2 separate regions of the Mus musculus genome follow, and region 2 is linked to region 1. A link is a contact called in ENCODE Hi-C or POLR2A ChIA-PET data. All regions are on one chromosome and are shown on one strand. Each heading gives the region's core, a stretch centred on a gene start or an enhancer-like site at or near the end of the contact. The rest is flanking DNA. Distances are from core to core; before and after follow the strand shown.

The links. A loop is a pair of places that touch in the nucleus more often than their neighbours do. ChIA-PET counts read pairs that join two places held with the same protein, here RNA polymerase II (POLR2A).
Region 2: a map of mouse embryonic stem cell shows a loop between it and region 1 (2.2-fold over the local background). The contact joins two enhancer-like sites. A Hi-C loop is called at or near these places in 1 of 37 maps with a recorded cell type or tissue (mouse embryonic stem cell). POLR2A ChIA-PET finds 5 or more read pairs at or near these places in 1 of 5 experiments (Patski).

Annotation. Positions count from the first base shown.
Region 1 is chr5:74,957,627-74,963,827 of GRCm38, forward strand. Gm6116 (predicted gene 6116) reads left to right here. Exons shown (of 5, transcript NR_045866.1): 3 at 4,613-4,680; 4 at 5,686-5,793. The region is part of intron 1 of Gm52778 (a long non-coding RNA gene); the gene reads right to left. Among named protein-coding and RNA genes, the nearest start is that of Gm6116, 12 kb to the left of the region's middle. Within about 2 kb of position 3,670, at least 1 of the 3 ENCODE cell types and tissues checked has a DNase peak (open chromatin) inside an H3K27ac peak, as active enhancers do.
Region 2 is chr5:75,064,910-75,071,110 of GRCm38, forward strand. No RefSeq gene overlaps it. Among named protein-coding and RNA genes, the nearest start is that of Gsx2, 7.6 kb to the right of the region's middle. Within about 2 kb of position 2,387, at least 1 of the 3 ENCODE cell types and tissues checked has a DNase peak (open chromatin) inside an H3K27ac peak, as active enhancers do.

The DNA of each region.
Region 1 (6,201 bases), core at 2,420-4,919:
GTTGGGCACAGACCTTGGCCAAGAAAAGTGGCTTAGGTAGTTCAGAGCTCTCTAAGGGCTGTTGCCATCATCATCATCATCCCAGCCAGCCTTGGTACACATGCAAGTAAACTCAACACCCCAAAAATGGCTGAGGTCCAAGCTGGCCTAGAATTTACGACCTCTCAAGTGGTAGGATTGCAGGCCTGGAACACCATACTTGCCTCCTCCATGACTACCTTTCTACTACAGTCCAAAGAAGAGGAAGTATCCAGCTGTTTCTGTTGCAGAACAGTCAGTGTGTGTGCAAGGGCTGAGGAGACCTGTCTAGGCAGATGTTTAGGTATTCAGGGCTTAAAATAGCCTTCCTATAGAGAAGTGCTTTATTATTTATTTATATCATTTTATTATTTTCATCATTTTCATTTATCACATTTGTGTGTATATGTGTGTGTGTGTGTTCTTACATATGCATACACACACACACACCCTACTCCGAGCATCCCTGGAGGCATTTAACTAATGAAGAGTCCGGCTCTCAGTCATTAAACCCTTCTGCACATCCAAACTAGGGTCGCAGCCTGTATCCATCTGGCTGCAGAGTAGCCATTCCTTCCAGACCATAGGATGTCCAAATGGCTCCCGTTCCTCTTCCCTGTCATTTATGAGACCCGCAGCAATGCGTTTGGGAACCTAACCATTTTCTAGAAAGTTTTCAATAGTTCTAAACATCAGCTGCTTTACCTCATGCCCCTCTCTGCACACGTGACCCTCCCCACTACCACTGGGATTGATCCCATCTGCCCTTCACCCCGATCCACTGAGCTTTAAATGTGTTCCCTAAAAAGCTGGAAATGAGGAGACAGAGCTCAATAGGCCTGCGCTCACTGGACACGCCATTCCTGCACGGTATGTGGAGTGGCAGAGCCTGCCAGGGTCTGTGTCTTTGAGCTACGTAGCATATACAAATCTCATCATGTGCCAAGGAGAAAATGGGAGAGAGCCCATCAAACAGCCAGACTTGAAGTCCATCTTAGCGCAGGCTGCCTAGTGGTTTCTTCCTGAAGTGCCACCATTGTTCAAATTGTTCAAAAAATTCATTCTCAGACTCCTCCACAGGGCCCCTTCCGGAACATATCACAAGCACTGCCCTTTGACAGGCTCTCCAGGGAAGGCCTGCGATGCGCATCCTTGAGACGCAGGGAATCAGTCCAGAGACCCTGGTTGATTGATAAGGAGAAAACTGCCCACCCACTCTACACTTGAAGGCAACCAGGAGGCTACCCACAGTCCCATTCTCTGGAAACCTTGTAATGCTGTATTTCCTGGAGGGAGGACCCATAGCAGGTCTCTGTGTTTTCTTTTAAAGCACAGTTGTGGGTCGTGGGTTTAAATCCTGAGCTCAGGAGCCTTAGGTTAAACACCCAACCACATGGAGTCTTTACTCTTTACACAGTAATGAGGGACATGGCGTTTCTGCAAAGGGTTAAACAAACTGCTGTAGCCAAAAGACTGTCTATACTACCTTCTAGTAGAATTAGTGAGCATTGTTATTACCTTTTCATCATTTAATTAATTTTAAATGTATTTGTTTATATAGTTTATGTCTATGGGTGTTATGTCTGCGTGTACATCTGCACACCAGAAGAGGGCATAAGATCCTGTAGTGGCTGTGAAGCACCATGTGAGTGCTGGGAACTGAACTAAGGACCTCTGGAACTCCTAACCACTGGCCCATCTCTCCAGATCTGCTTATTACTTTCAGTGTGTGTGTGTGTGTGTGTGTGTGTGTGTGTGTGTGTGTGTATGCATATGTAAGAATAGGCATGTGTACCACACAGCACACATGTGGAGACCAGGATAACTTTCAGCGGTCAATTCTCTTGCTACCGTGTGGTTCCTAGGCATCGAGCTCAGATCCTCAAGTGTGCTGAGCAGCGCCCCTCCCTGCACTGACCCACCTCAGCAGTCTGAAATTGTGTTGTTATGGTGAAAGTAGCACGTGATCGACATATCATAGAAACTCAAGAACTATGACTCAGGAGCTGGTGATGTAGCTCAGTTGGTAGAGTGCACAAAGAAAGAGAAAGAAGAGGGAAAGGGAAGGGAGAGGGGGAGAATTAACCTGGCTTGGCCCTAAGTTAGACCTGAAAATTTTCAGTGACCTTGCTGAGAGTTCTCCTAAGTTGTCTAAGGTGCGGTGCAGCTTGGATGTGGCGCTAGAACACGTGCCTGACACCTGCCAGCTCCAACCTCAGCACCAAACCAAAATAAACAAAACCAGCAAAGGTTCTCTCTCTCTCTCTCTCTCTCTCTCTCTCTCTCTCTCTCTCTCTCTCTCTCTCCCTCTCTCTCTCTCTCTCTCTCTCTCTCTCTCTCTCTCTCTCTCTCTCTCCCTCTCTCTCTCTCTCTCTCTCTTGTGTCTGGGCATGGAATGGAAACCGTTCCTATGGAAGCCAGAAAGGGACATTGGCATTTCTGGAGCTAGACAGTTGTGAGCCACCTACTGTGGGTTCTGGAAAGTCACTGGTGTCCTGTGGAAGAACAGCAAGCATTCTTAACCACTGAGCCATCTCTCCAGCCCTGAGCAAAGGTTTTATGGAGCTATTAATGAAAAGACACAAGAGGAAAAGTCAAATATTCCTCTTCTCAGAAAGAGTGATAAGTATTTATTCAGTGCCTACTATTTGTCAGACATTTAAAATCCCCTGGTCTTGTTCTCTGTGTCCTTGGAGGTTTTGGAGGCACATCTCCCCTTTGGAATTTTAAGTATTGCATGAGCTAGTTAGTTAATGGAGGGATCAAGAGGGCGATGCCAGTTTGAAACAATGTTGTCGCTGGACTCCAGTTACAATGTATTCATCTGGACTGTGACAGCAAGGCAGTCTGAGTATGAGCCACAGTCTTCTGCCTTGGCAGCCACACCCATTCGCAGGGCTGATTGCTAGCAGCCAGCAAAGGCTTCTGATAAAAGGGAAGCTGCTGAGCTATTAGGTTTGCCGAGCTCCCAGGTAGATTTCCACAGGCAGAGGAGAAAGAGCGGTGCCTTGTTTTTGCCGGCGTGGGTGTTAGCAACGCGAGACAGGAACCCAGCATTAATACAGGCACCGGCTCCTCGTAGAGCCAACTCCAAAGGGTCCTGGTGACTTTTTCTCTGCAGTTTGACTCCTCCCTCCCTCCCTGGGAGCCTCTCTGTTCAGTCAAGCTTTTCCATCCTACCCCAGGCTGAATAGAGAGCAGAGGGTGCCAGAGACCGAGGTAGACACTCAACTCCACTTCTACCGAACCAGTCTTCCTTTCGACGTCTGTCTCTTCTCCCTTTGGTTTTTGATCATCTTGTGCTGGATTTTGCTTCTGCCACTCTTCTGTTAATAGGTAGCTGGTGATCTGCGTCATCCTGGAGGGTCATCCATCTCTACGGCCTTCTTCCACATTCTCAGGGGCCTTTCTTAATGATCACCCTTTTAGAATCACATGCCTGCTGCTGCTTCACAAGACACAAGCATTTGCTTTGTGCCCCCTGCATTTGTGTTCCAATCTTAAACTGTCCCCTTGCCTGCCGACTTCCATCCCTTAATATTCTTGAAGACAACCGGTCCCTTCTCATGGAAGTCAGTATCCTCAGACACAGGCCTTCTGAGTTTCTCTCCTGCCACAGGGCCACGGGACTGCTCTGCTTCGCCTGACAGATCAAAGGACATTTTCCCCAGCCTGTTCACTTTCTGCCTGGTGATCATAGAAGTACCCAGAGCACAGCTAGATGGCGCTCACGCCTACACATTTCTGAGGAATGACGTTTTTTTCCTCAGAGGAATTTCTGAGGAAGAAGTTTTTCCATTTGTCTCCCATCTTGAGCTCACAGCTTTGGGAGGAGGGGGACTGGAGCACATGGACTAATTACAAAGAAACTGGAACGTGTGCATTTTCTAATCAAACTGATATCTAATGGGCACGCGAGTCAGATTCAGTTCTAAGTCCTCAACATTGCCCTGCTACACATACCTTGCCCCAGGAGACAGATACAGAAATGGCACTTAGAGACTTGGTAAATTTGCCCAGAGCAGAAGGGTGTCAGAGATGGAAGTCCACAGGCATCTTGCACCAAAACTACCCTTAACAACAAGGGACTGGTTGGAGAATGGAACCAAGAGAAGAAACTGGGAGTGTTGGGAAGGCACGGCTTTCTACACAAAGCATTGTTCTGCCTAAAATTACTCCACAGCCCTAAAGCACCATGTGTATTTTGAATATCCAATCATTTTTTCTAAAAGCCCTAAGTATATAGCTCAGTGGTAGCGCACTGGCCCACTGTGTAAGATCCATGCTCAAACCCCTGCACCATGGAGTTACAGTAGGAATAATAATAGTAATAATAGCTGGGTGTTGGCAGTGAATGCCTTCCATCCCAGCACTCAAGAGTCAAGAGTTCAAAGTCTGCTTGGGCTATGGAGGGAGACAGTATCTCAAAACAACAATAGCGATAATTTTTATGAGACTGAATATATAGGACTCAACTCAACTATGATCAAAGGTGAATCTGGCACACATAGGCCGAACTTTATATATTAAGAGGGGAGAGCTAAGAGCATTTGGCTCTTGCTTCTTCTCCATTCTCTTCTCTGCTCATTTTCAGACTCAAGCTTTGTGGGACACACTGAACTTATAACAGGACCCATGATGTCCCAAGGATGCACTGAACATGTATGTTGCTGAGTCCATTTCTATTCTCCAAAGAGTAGCAACATTTTTTTACTCTGAATGAAGATCCGTGTGGACCATACTTGAAGACCCTGTAAATCTCGAATAAATAAATCTCTAATTCTATCCCTACTGACTCCCCTGAAGGCCTCCTAGCCTTTCCATCACCCCCTCCCTCCCTAAGGCGTGATGTTAGAGAGGGGACCCAGGGGGAAGAGGCAACATCCCTACTCTATCACAGGTGGAACCTCACTTCTCATTGTTGATAGACGCTTGCAGGTTAGGTGACCACTTATAAAGCCCCTCCTGGAGTCTTGGGGGTTGCCTGTAACCACTAGTGGTTCCTGTCATTTACTCTTCATTACTGGAGTACTCTGGCTGCAGTAAAGGTGATCAATCACAGAATGGTATTGTCCTTTAAAACTCCGTATAGGAAACAGGCACTGGGCTGGACCGTGAGGTTTTGTAGGATCTAGTACACAGAGATTTGTGAAAGACCAAAGCCACTGTGTTTCTGCAGTCTGCCAAAAAGTAGACACACATGTACATAGATGTCGAATGTGTACTCCTGCCAACAAAAACATGTCTCCATCCCAAGTTCAGCTACTACTCCATGTGAGCCAATTGCGAGGCATTTGCACATCACTAAAGAATGAGAAGGGAACTTTGTTCCCAGCCCCTGCCACACAGCCCAATCAGCAGACGGCCAGGAGGGAGCAGAGCCACAGGCATTTGGCACACACATGTGCACTGCCTGCTTCTTTCCAACCTGGCGGTCCAAGAATCAGGCACAGGGGCAGGGAGGGTCAAAAAGGGCTCTGAAACACATTTGTAGACCCGGAAGTATAACCTGGAGAAAGGCTGGTCAGCTGGGTATATGGAGGAAGATCCACACCCCGTACCCAGACCCTTTCCTGTTGTAGAGGAGAGAGAGAAATTCCTGCCCGAGGGAGCAGCCCCGCAAGTTCTGGAAGCCTTAAAGTTGATCTTGGCTGCGTTCTTCTGCAGGTGTCTGATAAGCTCCATCTGATCCTCAGTGTTCTGGACTCTCAGAGAAGACCTCCCCCCTTGAATGAGAAGACCCTTAAAGGCCACCTGAAGGAACTCCAAGATCAGGTCAGTGTCACCATCAGCTATGGCCCATCATGGGTACCCAGAGTCACTTAGCCCTCCAGAATTTATCAAGACCACTCTTAGAGCTAGAATATGAGGGTGCTTAGGGTTCCCAATTGTCCAGACCATTGATGTGCCTGATTCCCTTTTGATTTCCTGTGAATTTGTATCTAAGCTGTGTGTAACCAATTGTTTACACCAATTTCACAGCAACCCTACATCTCAGCCATACTGGTTCTACGTGATTAGATACACCTGAGGCTACACCTGTCCACACTTGTCACTAGGTCAGCCTCCTGCTGAAGGAACATCTGTGTGGTCCTGAGCAGGACCTCGAGGGTATGCAGGTGGAGAGAGGCGCTCAAGGAGCCACTAATACTGGCCAGAGTGAGTCCTGCTCAGGCTATGGGT
Region 2 (6,201 bases), core at 1,137-3,636, 110 kb after region 1:
TCAAAGTACAGGCTGCAGCTAGTGCCTAGTCGCTTAAATTTGAGAGCATTTTGGAACCAGGAGAAAGTAGAAAGAAAGAAAGTCTGCAGGAGAGCAGCAGAGGGAGAGATGATCAAGACACACTGATATATGCCTGAAAATATCACGGTGAAATCCATTATTTTGTACACTACATTAGTCTAATGTAACTGTACTTCTGGCTACTTTATTGGATTCTTATATCTACCATCCTTCTCTATCCCAATCCCTTCCAACCCCCAACACTAGGTCAAGTGAGAAAGGAAAGAGGGTGTGGAGCTCTCTAGGCTACTTTCTGCTGATTAAGGGTGTCCAGTTTCTTGGAGCAAGCTTGATCTTTGCCATCCTGATATGCAGTTTCTTCTTCCCGTTGCTTTGAGCACAACCACTTGACAAAGGGCGACAACAGGAACCAGTGACAGCAGGGGAAGCAGAAGGCTTCTCCTCTCTCTGGGCTCTGGCACTTACACACCCTCTGAAGAGTCCCCAGAATTCCAAATGTAAACTACCTTCAGCAGGGAAAATCATGCCCCTACCAGAGCACGAGACAAATCATAGTCAGCTGCTGTGAACAATCTGAAGCAGCCCCACAGTCCACACCTGGGATTTAAAACAAACAAACAAACAAACAAACAGATATATTCCCATAACTAACTGGGTTTTAAAAGAAACCAAAATTGTCACTACAGTTTAAGGAGCTGGAGAGATAGCCCAGTAGTTAATGGTACTTGCTGCTTGCAGAGAACCTGAGCTTAATTGTCAGCACACACACAGTGGCTCACAACCATCAGTAACACTGCCAAAGGATCCGACACCCTCTTCTGGCCTCTGAAGAACACTGCACCCACGTGGTACACACAAACTCATGTAAAAACACATATAAGAATTACGTTAAAAATTTTAATTTAAAAGTCAAAAACAAAGAGAACTGTAGTAAATTTAAAAGTCTCAGCAGAGTACCATGACTTAATTCTATAACCTCAGCCATTGGGAGGTAGAAGCAGGAGGATCAGGGGTTCAAGGCCAGCCTCAAGTACAGAGCAAACTCCAGGCCAGGAAGGAGTTCATGAAACTGTTGAAAATAAGAGGTCCTGGGGCTGAAGAGATGGCTTAGAGCTCCAGTTAAAAGCACCGGTTGCTCTTCCAGGGGACCTGCACCTCAATTCCCAGCACGCTCTGACCCCTTCACATAGCCACATGAAACACCAATGTACATTAAAGAAAGAAAAAGAGAAAACATAACTTTTGCGAGAGTCTTCATAAACTGCAAAGTGCTATGTGAAGGTAAGAGAGAATTGTGCTTCAGCAGGAGCTGTGGAGACCGCCTTCTCCTGCCTATCTCTTGTCCATCATTGAGTGAGTGTGAGCAAGGCTGTTTCCAGTCCCCCATCCCCACCCCCATGAACCTCCATCTCTCCCAGCTCTAATCCAGCAGGGGGATTCACACAATAAACAAACCTACTCAGCACAGCACACAGTATGGAAGAAAGAGATAACTGTCTTAAGAGAAGAAGACTATCTGATATGGTAAGACTATACAGAGTATAGAGTAAGGATTTTGATCTAAAAAAAAAAAAAAAAAAAAAAAAAACACGTGGGAAAATGATGTCTGAGGCAAGACCTCAAGTTGAGGAAAGGAAGAGGAGACAGAGACGGCCATGCGGGAAGCAAAGCTGAGGAGCCAGGAGGCCTACAGTTGGAATGGTCAGAGAGACTGACAAGGCCTTGTTATGGAGGGCCTTTCTGTGTAGAGTCTCTGGTCTCATTAGCTACTTCATGCTCCTTGATTTACAGGCAAGAGGGCAACTTCTCTGTGGTTCACTGACATTTTGCAAAGCAGTCACACAGAAACAGGAAACCCCAAATTTCCAGTGTATGCAGATGATGCATGAGATGTAAAGCTATTTAATTTTGGTCTGTCCCCTCCACCCCCACCCACCGCCAGCGCCTAACACAGTCTGGCATCTGTTGGCACACCATCAAAGCAGGTCATGTAAATGAATGGAAAGATGATCCGCCAGGCAAAGAGCAAACTTTGAGGCAGTGAAAGAGGTGAGCCCAAGGCGGTGCACCCTGGCTCTGACTGGAGGGGAACTCCCTTTAGATGGCCTAGCCATGCCCTCAGCTCACACGTCCGTCTCTTCCCCCCCCCCCCCCAGCACCCCGCGCGCGCACACAGTGTCTGCCTCGAACCCGCACTGGCGTGCTCACAAATTCGCATTGCACAAAGCGCATCCATGGGTCCCCACGCACTCCACACAGTGCGGACACGCACACTCCCCTCGCACACACTATGTCTCACCTTCACACTGATTCTCAAGTCCATGTACTCCCGCCTACCCTTCCTCCCCCAGCACACACGCCACATACTCAGGCGCTTGCCTACAAGCTCAAGTTCTCCCGCCCCACACCCACGCATGCGCACGGGCTCAGGGGAGGAGGGGGAGCATGCGCACCTGTGGTGGCTCTGCCCTGAAGGGCAGCTGCTCAGGTGGGTTAGGGATTGATGGTGCCTTGTTTGGGAGGCTATGGGTCGGTGCAACCGTGTGGATTCATTTGTTTTTATCCCGCGAGCTTGACAAGGAAGAGGGGGAGACCCGGGAGGGCGCAGCCGAGCGCTCGGAGAGCAGGGTGACCCGCAGGATACCCTGACGCTGGGGCTACTGTATGAATCTCTGCACCCGGACGGGGCAAATGCATGAACTTGGGATCGGTTCAGCTGCACAACCTGGGTGGCCAGGTTCTGTCCATTTTGATCTGAGGACACCGTCCACTGAGAGCTATGAATTGCATGAAAAGAGAAGAGGGACTTAGCTTGAAAGTGCAGCACTTGGGAAGCTGAGGCCGGAAGATGCAAGTTGAGGCCATTCTTGGCTGCTGTGTGAGATCCTCCCTCAGAAGAGGGAAGAAGAAACCATGGTCAAATATTCTGGCTCTGCTATTTTCTGGTGTTTCGCAGCCTCGGTTTCTCTGCCTGTGAAATGAGGAGCCAGACTTTCAGAGCAGGTATGACTTCTCATCTAGGCGGACTATGGACTGCCTGTCTGACAAACACTAAGAGTTAACACAACAGACCCAGTTTCTGCTTAGGTGCAATTTGAAGTCATCTGGGAAAGATACCCAACCAGAAGTTAAACCTACAGAAATTCAGACTGATTGTAGTGAGCTTTTGAAATAAAATAATGAGGTTTTGATTTCATTCAGAGCTTCCTGTGTTCTGGACACGGGTGCATAAAATAAGGCTCCCGACCCCTACCCTCCTCTTAGTTCCAGTCTGCTCTTTTTTTGTCACATGAACCATTTGACCGAGCCTTGGAACTTTAGTATGTTGGAAAGCCACATGAAGCAAGGGTTGGACCATAACAAAAAAGAGGACATAATAAATGTACCTTCCCCACAGCATCATTGTGGGAGAGAAACACCGTGTGAAGTGTTAGCCTACTGCCAGGCACACAACGGTCGCCCATACATATTTGCTGGCAGACTTGTCTAGAACCCCACCTTAGAGAGATGAGATCTGAGTCCTGGCCTTGGCATCTCTACCTGTCAGACCTAGATTAAGCCATTGACCTTGCATAGGCAGGGGCTCTGCCCCACAAACAGCTGAGGTGATGTCACTTTTTCTAGGAGGGCTGCTGGGATTAACTGTGTTATGTGGGCAAGGCTACTTTGTCTCCCTGACACACAAGGCTCTTGAAGAGGGTGGTCTTGTGAGGACCATTATACCCTCAAATGGAGCCCTCCTTCATACGTGGGTGAGCATACAGCTGTTTACTTGGGGGAAAGTTTCAAAGTTTAGGATACAGCCCCAAGTAGGGAAGGCAGGAATGGGACTTTGGACTAGGTAGGGAGTGGGATGTGGTGCGGTATCCCTGGCACATCTCAGGTCCATGAGGCTGCTGCCCAGAAATGGAAGGTTGAAGGAGCCAAGGAGAGGGGCTCTCCAGAGTGGGTGCAAAAGCCTTGAAGCCTAAGGAGGACAGGTCTGGGAGAACTTAGCCCTGAGCTGAAGCCACACCCAGAGCCTCTGATGGCATCTGCTCTGAGGACAGCTGAGGTGCTGAGCAACAACAACAATAATCATAATCAGACTTTAGGCACAATGGGCCAGCAGTCCTTAATTCCTCACAAACTGTCAAGGATGATGGCTTTTATTTTTCTTACTTCACATACATAAAAACTGAATTTCTTCTTTCAGTGTCTCTGGCTTCATTTCAGCTCTCTCAACTCAAAAAGAGAGAGAGAGACTCTTCAGGACTCTGTGTGTCCTGTCCCTGAGTTCTTTGATGGTCTGAAACTTATTCCTCACGATCCTGGCAGATCTCATTTTAAATGTCACTTCAGGCATCGATTTTTGCCAACACCCAGAGCTTTCTTTCACACTCCCATGGCCTTCCGTAACCTACCAGCTCTAAGTTGATTTGTTGATCCATTTAATAATGTATTGGGCATTCCCAAGGGGCTGGCCTTGTGTGCTACTGAATTCTCAGCTGAGCCTGGCTTATAGTAGGTGCCCAATACACACATTTGGGGTGGGGAAACAATGCTGAGGACCAAGCATAGCCCCCTTTGCCCATCAAACAAGTACTCCACCACTGTACTTTTCCATTTATCAAAGGGTTGGATGAGGTTGGGTGGGTGGGGCAGTGTTAAGTCAATCGCTTCTTGTTCCAGGATGGGAGGAGGAAGGAGAAGGCCTTTCTCAGTATTTGCTCAGGCTGCCTGTCATGAAAAATCTGTAGGATCTTGGTGGGGTTTTTGTTTGTTTGTTTTCTGAGACAGGGTTTCACTGTGTAGATCAGGCTGACCTGGAACTCACAGAGACTCATGGGCCTTAAAGGCGTGCGCTACCACGCCCAGCAAAACTGGGTTACTTTGGATGTTTTTATAAAAGCTCACTAGGTGTTTTTTGGTAGATGACCAAGCTTGAAAACAAAACAAAACAAAAACAAACAAACAAAAAACAATGAGAAAGGCTGAAGAGTTTCTCAAGTACAAAGGTTCATTCTCCATTGGGTTAAAATGAAAAATAAAAGTGCAGGGTCCAGGGACTTAGACTCCTCATCTGGCATCCTTGAAAGAAAAGAAAAAAAAAATGAAAGTGGAGGAGAGAAGGAGGAGGAAGGGCAGAAAGAAAAGTGTTTTGATCCCCATAATTCCGCAGCTGTATCAGTCCAATGCTTGCAGCAGCGAGCTTGGGCTGAGGGGAGTAGGGAATTGGTGTTCGGTGAAAAACTGCCCCCTGCCTTGCCTGCCCCCCTCCCCTCCCTACCTCCCCTCCCAGTCTTTGCGAAGGCGCCTTTGCTGTAAAGAGGAGCCAGGCTGAGAAGTGCCAGAAGCACTGGAGCGGGAGCGATGGAGGGAGGGAGGGAGGTGGGGCATTTGCTTCAATTATCCGGATAATTGTCCCCACCTCAGGCCTTTGTTACTAGAACGAAACAATATTCTATTGGATACTGTCTCGGCCTTTTCCTTGGGCTCCCCGTGGTGCCTCGCACACGCTGGTCACAGAGTAGGCACTCAATAAATTCATTCCAGTGACAGACGAGCGCTTTGGGAGTGGGAGAGGGATGCCTGCTTAGAATTTGGAGGTGGGCAAATCTAAGTTAAGGTGAAGTGGGGGCGGCGGCGGGGGGAGGGTATTTGCTGCCGTCAAAATTCTGTTCCTAGGGCCAGAAGGCCCGGAGGAGACAGACAGGCAGCTTTTCCTGAAATGCTGAGCCAAACCGCTGACTCTTTTCTCAGAAGACACCCCCTCCCTTTCTCAGAGGGCTCGATTGAACTCCTGCAACTGTGTGGAGCACAAAGGGGAATTCAGGTCTCTCAAAGGCCCATCTACTCTGAATAAACACCAGGCAGAAGCAAAAGCACTTTGGGTACTGCCTCGGCACAGGGTCTGCAACCTGTTACCTCTCTGGATTGGGCCACGTCCGATTTACATTAAAAGCAACATCACTAAGGCCTTTCAGTAGCCTCTCGCTCAGCCAGTGCAGGAATGTGGGGACCGGGACCACTGCTTTCAAGGTGGGGAGGGGAGAGAGAAGGCATTTGCTAATTGCACCCTTGCCTTTAATGAGATTCTTTTCCTCCCTACTAACTCGCTTGCAGGTTACAGCCTTATCTGGGGACCCACGTTTTCCACTCTGGCTCCACATCCTGGGAACAATCGCCACTCCAGAGCCT